Regions from separate parts of the Mus musculus genome. Here region 1 is linked to region 2. Evidence: chromatin contacts called from ENCODE POLR2A ChIA-PET data. All regions are on one chromosome and are shown on one strand. The core of a region is the stretch at or near the end of the contact, and the rest is flanking DNA. Distances in the headings are between cores, read along the strand shown. Region 1 holds the start of Spcs1 (signal peptidase complex subunit 1 homolog (S. cerevisiae)). Region 2 holds the start of Smim4 (small integral membrane protein 4).

Evidence for each region. ChIA-PET counts read pairs that join two places held with the same protein, here RNA polymerase II (POLR2A).
Region 1: POLR2A ChIA-PET joins it to region 2 with 11 read pairs in Patski. The contact joins the promoter of Spcs1 here to the promoter of Smim4 in region 2. POLR2A ChIA-PET finds 5 or more read pairs at or near these places in 3 of 5 experiments (Patski and embryonic stem cell).

What each region holds. Positions count from the first base shown.
Region 1 is chr14:30,998,655-31,003,183 of GRCm38, reverse strand. It overlaps Spcs1 (signal peptidase complex subunit 1 homolog (S. cerevisiae)), which reads left to right and starts at 1,518. Exons shown (of 4, transcript NM_026911.3): 1 at 1,518-1,979; 2 at 2,281-2,340; 3 at 2,420-2,506; 4 at 2,962-3,358. The coding sequence starts at 1,767. The coding sequence ends at 3,087. It overlaps Glt8d1 (glycosyltransferase 8 domain containing 1), which reads right to left and starts at 1,751. Exons shown (of 10, transcript NM_029626.2): 1 at 1,187-1,751.
Region 2 is chr14:31,127,508-31,132,344 of GRCm38, reverse strand. It overlaps Smim4 (small integral membrane protein 4), which reads left to right and starts at 3,415. Exons shown (of 2, transcript NM_001308091.1): 1 at 3,415-3,712. The coding sequence starts at 3,562. It overlaps Nt5dc2 (5'-nucleotidase domain containing 2), which reads right to left and starts at 1,256. Exons shown (of 14, transcript NM_001374087.1): 1 at 969-1,256. The coding sequence starts at 1,188.

The sequences.
Region 1 (4,529 bases), core at 269-2,768, 130 kb after region 2:
GGAAAAGCATGAGATTCCTATGGAGCTGTTGGGTCAAAAGGAACAAGGCAAAACCATTTTGTTTTTCCATCTTTTTATAGTTCAAATACTATATGGTCTGTAAAACAAACTCCCGTCCTATGAAGTGCACTGGTAGAGATACAACCCTGAGGAATGAGAGCCTATTCATATGTACTAAGGAAAGTGTAGGGAAGGAGAAAAGAAAAAAGACCCTTGAAGATTGTTGTAGTCTTTCATTGTACTGGCTCTAAGGTCCGAAGTGTCAAGGGGGTCTGTACTTTTCTGAATGGTGTCAAAGCACAAGAACACTTGGACATTTTCACACACTTAACTGGCTATGCCCCACTTGTCTTTCACGATCAGGAAACGTCCCCAAAGCCCAGGTTACACTTTCCAGAGCTCTATCACATAGGTGCTTTCCCCCCGCAGCTAATTCAATAGTCACATTACTGGAGTGATGTGGACATCTTCCTTGACACACTCCAAGTTTCCAAGTTCTAAGTCACAACTGTGCTAATCAAAATTAACTAACTAACTAATGGGTTGGTAGCTCCATGGATGTGTAGATGCTGGCATCGGCTACTCACCTCCCAGTCTAGAGTGTCTAGCATCTCGCCATCTGTGCCTGACTGCATGCACAGCAGAGTCCACAGAGGCAGCGGGCCCCAGAGGATGGGATCCCCAGAATGGTCTGTCTGAATTCGGCACCCCATCTAGCTCAGTCATGAGGGAAGGGCTCACGCTTTGAAATACACAACCCTTGAAAGACAGGGTTAAGGGAACCCCTTGGCTGGTCTTTTTTTTTTTTTTTTTTTGGTTTTTCGAGACGGGTTTTCTCTGTATAGCCCTGGCTGTCCTGGAGCTCACTTTGTAGACCAGGCTGGCCTCGAACTCAGAAATCCACCTGCCTCTGCCTCCCGAGTGCTGGGATTAAAGGCGTGCGCCACCACGCCCGGCCCTTGGCTGGTCTTTACCAAGAGGGACTGGCCTGGGAATGAGCCATGGAAACCGGCAACCAAAAAGTTAGGCCGAATTTGGGACCCTCTACATAGGGGCACGGAAGCTCAATCCACGAGATGTGGGGCGACTTGGGCCTCGCAGCTCTTCTCCGAGGCAGTCTCCTTTCCCTGGAGAATGTGGCTTCGTTATCTTCCCTAACTCTAGAGATCATTAGTAGCCTCCTTACGCTTAGGAGTGATGGGGACGTGGTGAGGCGCTCCGGGGATCCCGCCACGCACTGACAGGTCAGGTTAGAGCCGCGTCAGACGAATCGTCGCCTTCCGAGGCTGGGCGCAGTCGCCCTTACCTGCGCTGGGAGGAGTGGCCGCCGCCCACGCCCCAGCCCGCCCCGCCAGCTCAGCGCTCGCTCCGCAGGCCCCAGGCCCCGGCCCACCGCCGGGCCGTCCGCGTCCGCTGCTCTCTGGCCGTGGCCCACTGGCCGGCGAGCTCTGCAGCAGCCACGTAGGGCCACAACCCCTAGTTTGACTGTGCCTCCCTCTGCCAGAAAGCCAGGCGCAGCAGGCGCCACGGGGCAGCCCCGTCGCCCGGGTCCTCCCCGAGTAAAGGCCGTCGCTATGGAGACGTGGAGCGCGCCGGCGGCCGTTAAACTGGGGAGGCGCAGCCCGCAAGTGATTCCTGCCGCAATTACAGCTCCGGGCGGCCAGGAGCGCTGACCGGTGCACGATGCTCCGGCCAGGTCGCTGCCCCAGCCCTCGTGAGCAGTGTACAGGGTTCTAGGAAAGCTAAGAGACGTACCTCCCTTGTCGATGGCGCGGGGCGGGGCCAGGGGTTGTCCGTGCCCCTCGGAGACATCCGCTTCCGGGGCCACGGCCGAAGTGAAACGCTCGGCTGGTCGGCCTTGCTCTCGATATCGACCCCCGCAAACTTTACTCCTTAATAATCGGCTACGTCCGTTTCGTTGTCGGTATCGGTCTTCAGCAACCATGCTGGAACACCTGAGTTCGCTGCCCACCCAGATGGTGAGGGCGCGCGTCCCCGATCCCCCGCACTTCTCTTTGGAGCCTAGCGACTTCTAAGCCCCTCACCCTCACCGGAGCCACTCCTAAGATTGGCTTCACTTTCCCTTCTCTTCCCCAGAATAGATCCCCTTTCCCGTGGTCTGTTAAGATGCCCAAGTTTCCCTGGGAAATTACATGTTTGCTTCCTTACTCTCGGGCCCTCCTGGTGTTGAATGCTGCCTTATGCCAACGCTGAGTTCCCTACGAGAATTGCAGTCCTTTGGCAGTAGGACCAACTCGTCCTCTTCTTTTTCGTCCCTAGGATTACAAGGGGCAGAAACTAGCTGAACAGATGTTTCAGGGGATCATTCTTTTTTCTGCAGTAAGTATTGCATTACTTTTAATTCTTAACCCCGCCTCTCTTGGTTTGAGTGCATTTTATATACTTTGTTTCTTTTCAGATAGTTGGGTTTATCTACGGGTACGTGGCTGAACAGTTTGGGTGGACTGTCTACATAGTTATGGCCGGATTTGCTTTCTCCTGTTTGGTAAGCTATTTGTGGTATTTGCGTATTAGCAGTAGCGTAAGTTTTCTGACTCAGGAGACTTGGTTGGACCTACCAGTGAGAACCAGAATCACCTCTTTGTTCGTCTTTCCCATTAATGTTTCTGTTCTCTATTATTTGAAAAGTAGAATGTTAAGTTGTGTCCGATGGCCTGCGCTACATAAAGGTGTAGAGCTTTCTAATTGTCTTTTGCATCTCCTCTAGGCAGTAAAATGAATATGCCAGGGGCTTCGCTTTGCTCACGCAGCCTTCATATTTCTTTTAGTTCTTAAAACTTGTATGTGTAAACACTTAAGGCTTGTTCTCACTCCCTGACATATTTTGTCTCATTAGTTTGTTAATCTTTAGCATGGTGGTTATTTGGGGATCAGACATACTAAATGATCATTTAGACCTTGAATGGAAATAAATGCTACCTTTTCTCTGTTCTGATCTAGCTGACACTTCCTCCATGGCCTATCTACCGCCGCCATCCCCTAAAGTGGTTACCTGTTCAAGACTTAGGCACAGAAGACAAGAAATCAGGGGACAGAAAAATTAAGAGGCATGCTAAAAATAACTGATTGGGACTTTCATGATTCAGCACCTGCTTTTGTTTCCTGTGAGATGAGCTGAATTGCTTTCATAAGCAAAACATGAGCTTAAACCGCCTATGTTCTTATAGCACAGCTGTGTCGAGATCTAATTGTCATGGCTTCATTTCTAATCCAAATGTATTTTAAGTTATGACTATTTTATACCATCTCTTCATAAGCTTGTTATGGAGAACAGGAGATACAAGTATGCAATGCTTCTTTCCCGTGTGTATAATGAATAAACACTTCATAACTTGTACTACATTTGTTTTCTTTTTGCAGTGGGTTCTCACTATGTAGACTATGCTGTCTCCAAGTTCAAAATCCTGCCCTACCTTCCCAAAGTGCTGGGAATACAGGCATATGCTACCACGCCTGGCATATGGAAAGCCCTAATTTATTTATTTATTCATTTAAAGATTTATTTATTATTACACATAAGTACACTGTATGACTGTAGCTGTCTTCAGACATGCCAGAAGAGGATGTCAGATCCCATTAGGGGTGGTTGTGAGCCACCATTTGGTTGCTGGGATTTAAACTCAGAAGAGCAGTCAGTGCTCTTATCCACTGAGCCATCTCCCCAGCCCGGAAAGTCCTATTTATAACTGTCCAAGTCTCACATTCCATTATGAGCCTTCATACTGTTTTAAGGATGAGTTGTTTGGTTTGGTGTTTTTGAGACACCCCCCCCACCCCACCCCCGGCAGGGTTTCTCTGTATAGCCTGACTGTCTGTAGACCAGGCTGGCCTCGAACTCAGAAATCTGCCTGCCTTTGTCTCACAAGTGCTGGGATTAAAGGCGTGCCCACCACTGCCTGGCAAGACGGGGGTCTTCCAATATAGAAACTGGACCTTGCTATGTAGACCAGGCTGACCTTTGAACTCATAGTCCACCTGCCTTTGCCTTCTGAGTACTGGAATCAAAGGCATATCCCCACTATGCTTAGCCCAAATGCTTTCAACTAAAATTCATGGAGCAGTTCTCTCATGGATCTTGTGTTGGTTAGATGGTCTTGTTTAAGAAATATAAGCAGAACCATCTCTCACTGCACCTTCCTAGTCGGCTTTTTAAAAATTTTTCCCTGTTTAAAAAGTTATTTAGTGTGTATAAGAGTGTGCATATAGAGGTGAGAACAGTTTGCAGGATTACACCATGTTCCTGGAGATGGAGCCCAGGTGCTTTGACTGGCTAAGCCGTATTAACAGCCCCCTCGTCTCTTTTCCATTGTTTTGTTAACATTTGTTTGTATGTACTGAATGTGGGCCCACTTGTAGAGGTGATAGGAGAAGACAGATGCAGCAGTCACTTCTTTGCTTCTGTGTGCATTTCAGGGATTGAACTTGGGACACTAGGCTTGGTAACAAAAGCTTTTGTCTACAGAGCTGCCTCACAAGCCCCCCGGAAGGTTCTTTTTAGATTTTGGGTC
Region 2 (4,837 bases), core at 2,166-4,665:
CTGACTGCAGCACGTCAAGAGGTGAACTCTGGCCAGCGTCCAGCTCTCCTCACAGCTGGAGTGGAAACCCTAGTCCAGTCACAGCTGGAACCTCCCTGTCAGGGCTCCTCTGTCTTATCAGACAATGCAAGCCACCTCACCTCTGGGGCTTCCTGCAGAAGGTCCCCAGGCTCCTGCTTGGCCTTGTTCTTTCTGAGTCATCAACGAAATTCTGGGACAGAACACTGAGGGTCTTCAGAGGGTGTGAAGCCGAGGGCCACCCTGCTGGGCAGTGATAGGGGTCACAGCCCAGACCACATCTATCGGCTGAAGAGGCAGGGCCCCACCAGACCAATGGACAGATGTTCGGCGCTCAGATCTCCAGCCTCATCAGCCCATTCCAAGGGAATGATTAGGAGAGGGTTAAGTGCCTTGTGCAGTTCTATCTGAGATATAGCAACTCCCGAGGGATTGCAGGGGGGGGGGGGGGGCTACAGTAACTTTTCTGTTCCTCCGAGTGTTTAGAGTGCAGTAGACCGCCAGAGACAAGCCAAGAGGTGCCTGCAGTGTCCGTCTGGTGTCACCTTACGTCGTGCCATCTGTGAACACGGCTCAGTCAGTCTTTGTCCACACACTGCAACTAAGGGCCAGAGGAGAACGAGGGACTGGGAGGGGTTCTACCGCTACTGCCCGCAGATTGGACTCAGGAGCAAGACCATGGGGGCCGCGTGCGCAGCGGCCGCTCCAGGCATTCCAAGCTTCTGCCGCCAGAAGACAAAAAGCCCCACTCGCCCCAGGAGTAGCGGTGTCCTGCAGAGACACCTCCTAACAACCCGATGGAGCCTTTTCTAAAACGCCATTTAGCCCTCAGGTTTTGGGACCCCGGCGAGCCCCACCAAGCGTCCTTCACCCCGGTCGGTGCCCTGGCCGTCTGTTGGGCACCGTTCGTCTGACGACCTACGGCTCACTGCCCACCCGGCGTCACCCACCGTGCACCAGCCTCCGCATGTCCTGGTAACGAGCCCATAAGTGCGCGCTGAGGTCCGCGCCGTCTGCGGGCGCCGAGCGCGGGGTGCTGGGGCAGTGGGCTCCGGGACCCGGCGGGCCGCAGCCAGGGCAGGAGGGTGAGGACGAGGCGGCCCGCGGTCCGCTGTGGCCTCTGCACAGCAGCAAGCGCCTAGCTGTCGCCCGCAGTCCGGCACCCGCCATGCCCCCTGCGCGCTGCCCCGGCCGCCCTCCGCCCGTCCGCTGGCCCGCCTGCCCGCCGCTCTCCGACTGCCCGCCCGCCACCGTGGCCGCGTGCTTCTCAAGGCGGCCGGCCAATGGGGGAGGCGCGCGGAGCCCATCCGGCCAATGGACGCACCACTCGGCCCAGGGGGCGGGAGGTCTCCGGGACGGGGCGGAGCGGGCTCCGACCCCCGCCTCCTTGTCCCCTGCTCGGCTCAGGGGCTCTGCGCCCCCCTTTGGTCGTCTCGGTGGCGATGGCGGTACCTTTCCTCCCTTGAGCGGGAAGTCGCAGAGCCCCGGGTCTCCGCGAGATCCTGGACGGCCGAGGAGCAAGAGCGCTCGAGTGTACTGCTCTTCCTTTGCCCAAGGGTCTTTTTGCCCCTCCCCTGCTCTTCTGTCCTATTCTTTCCAGACCAGTTCTCCTGCCCCGGGGCCTCGTGCCCCTGCCCCAGTTTCTGACTGACTGCACGTTCCACTGGAGCTGAGGTCGCTAAGACAACAAGAGCTCTACTTGCTTTCAGTACCAGTCCCAAGCTGGCTAAGACCACTTGGCCTGATGGGCAGCTGACGCCTGCTGAGGCAGCATTTTCTTTGTATTGCCTGGTACCCAACCCAGGTGATCGACTTAAATGAGGAGCCTATCTACTGGGCATACGCTTCTGGCTGTGGGCCAGGATCACTGCAGCCACCAGGTTTTGGCGGCTGTAAAAGGATGGGCCAGACGGTGCAGGCCCCCAGTTGAATTGCCATGGTTTTTTTCAAGCGCTGTCTCAATGAAATTCTTTTCATTCCATCCACTTCTGTTTTCTTAGCTTGCAGGTGTACACTAGGAAAGGCTGGGCCCAATGTCCATTGTTGGTGGTGAGTTGCCCAACTGAACACACGTGGCTGTTGGGTTTAAGGTTGTGTGTAATGTGTACGTTTGTAGTTTGCCTGTACCTATGCTGAGGATCGGGTGTATCAGATTCTGGTCTGGGTAGTCATGGATGCCGAAGGGTGGGCTTATGGGTGGACCCTTGTAGGTCCATTGACCTAGGTGGGCTGTGAAGACCTGGCCACATGTGGATTCCTTCCAAGTGGATGACACTTTACAAGTTTCAGTCCTCAGATCCAAGAGAAATGGCACCAAGTGCCAGGCGTTCACTGTGTGTGGCTTCTCCAGTAGGTACCTCCAGGCAGGCTGCGCTTAGTCAGCTGTTTATGACCCCCCCCCCTCTTTCTCTGCCTTCATGGTTCCCTCACTGCCTCTATTCCTTCCCCAATAAACTCCTTTCATACCAGATTTGTTGCACAGCATAATTTCTCAGGGGCATACCTTGGCATGGGCCCACCAGGCCTCCTCGCTGCAATCTGTCATTTAATTCTGTTTTTTTTTTTTTTTTTTTTGATACAGGGTTTCTCTGTGTAGCCCTGGCTGTCCTGGAACTCACTCTGTAGACCAGGCTGGCCTCGAACTCAAGAGATACGCCTGCCTCTGCCTTCCAAGTGCTGGGATTAAAGACATATGCCACCACTGCCAGGCCATTTAATTCTTTTAGATTGTCAATTCTCACAGCATCATAGAAAGGCTCATCTTACAAGGGTGCCGATAGGGTTGTGGTTTGACAGCGAAGTCACTCTTTACCTTGATCCTCTTCTGTAACTATTGGTTGTGATGCTTAAAAACACTACAAGTTACCAGAATAACGGTAATTTCCCACTTATCATAGGTTTATATTATTTTAGCATGTTTGTTATAGACAGTTGTACTTTTTGCTGCGACGATAAAATTCAGCTTTCGAAAATGCATATCGAGTTATGTTTGTATTAGAATCCAAGTCAAACCAGTCACATCCAGAAATAAAAGGAAGGAGTGTCACGAAACTGCATTTTAGCTGATTTCATTCACAAAGGGTCGACACCTCGGTCAGGGTATTACAAAAAAAGATGGCGATGGCAGAGTAGGGGGCGCGGCAGTAAACTCTGAGCCTCAGCAGTGAGAGCAGGTCGAGGGCGGGGCCGCCACGCCACGTTGGAGACCCCGCCCCCCGAAGGTTCTCCGTCTCCAGAATCTAGGCGCGTGCGCAGGCTTCTTCAGACCGACTCAGCCTCACAGAGCACGCGCGCTCAAACAGCACTCTGATTGGAGAGTCTGAGAGTCCCGCCACATTCTGATTGGCGGAGCCGACCAGGCTTTGGGTCTGTCCTAACTTCCGCGACCTAACTCTTGCGGCCGGGCTGTGGCGCTGCAGTCGAGTCTTGGTGCTCAGTCCACGGGACTCCGCGGACACGCAGGGGTCCGCAGGGTTATTTGTACTGCCTCCGGGAACACCAGTCTGCCTGGTTCCGTCCCTACCCCACTGGGAGGCCTCGGTCATGTTCTCCAGGGCCCAGGTGAGGCGAGCTCTTCAGCGAGTGCCCGGCAAGCAGCGATTCGGCATCTACAGATTCCTGCCCTTCTTTTTTGTCCTGGGAGGTGCGATGGAGTGGATCATGATTAAAGTGCGCGTGGGCCAGGAGACCTTCTGTAAGTGAGGGTGCAGCAGCCTCCGTTTCTCCCGTGGGTATGCGATCCATTCAGTTGCAGAGTTCCTTTCACTTTGGGCGTTAGGAACAGTGTTTTGACAGTTCTCGTGCAGCGAGGCAGGAGGCCCTTAGGGCTCTTGTATTTTGTTCACATTGGCATCCAGCCCTCCTCCTCTTCCGGCATTTGAAGAGGGCACGTGCCTCTAGTCAGGCCGTGCAGGTCTTTGTAGCCTGTCCTTGGCCCTGCTGGTGACTTTGGGCCTAAGGAACAGGATTAATCGCATGTGGAAGAGGAACCAGTCCTGAGGGAAATTCAGAGATATAGCTCAGAAATTCAGGTTAAGGCCCTTGCCCTTTGAGAGCTTTAGCCCAAACTCCTGAGGAAGTTATCCCGGCTGTCCTAGCTAATTACTACTGGTCACTCGCTCTCCTTAGGTTATGTCTTTGACCTAGAACTGTGAAAAGAATGTCTGGCATTTCTGAGAACGGCCTCTGGAACTGCCAGTTCCTTTCAGGCTTTCTCCCAACCTTTGGGCCCTTTGTCTGCCTCTCATGTAACTTACCATTTGAGAATTTTAGGTTGTTCTTTCAAAACCTCCATTCATTTCTTTCTTTCTTTCTTTCTTTCTTTCTTTCTTTCTTTCTTTCTTTCTTCCTTCCTTCCTTCCTTCCTTCCTTCCTTCCTTCCTTCCTTCCTTCCTTCCTTCCTTCCTTCCTTCCTTCCTTCCTTCCTTCCTTCCTTTCTTTCTTTCTTTCTTTCTTTCTTTCTTTCTTTCTTTCTTTCTTTCTTTCTTTCTTTCTAAGATTTATTTTGAGTACGCTGTAGCTGTCTTCAGACACACCAGAAGAGAGCATTGGATCCCATTACAGATGGTTGTGAACCACCATGTGGTTGCTGGGAATTGAACTCAGGACCTCTGGAAGAGCAGTCAGTGCTCCTAACCACTGAGCCATCTCTCCAGCCCCTGATTACTCTTTCTATACTTTGACGCGGAGCCCGACTATGCTGGCCTTGAATCTTCAAAACTTAGAGTCATCCTCTGGGTTTACAGGCATGGGCCTCCACTTAATGTTTAATAACTATGAGAATATCTAGCGAAGAAGGCAAGTTTCAGAAGAGCTCATG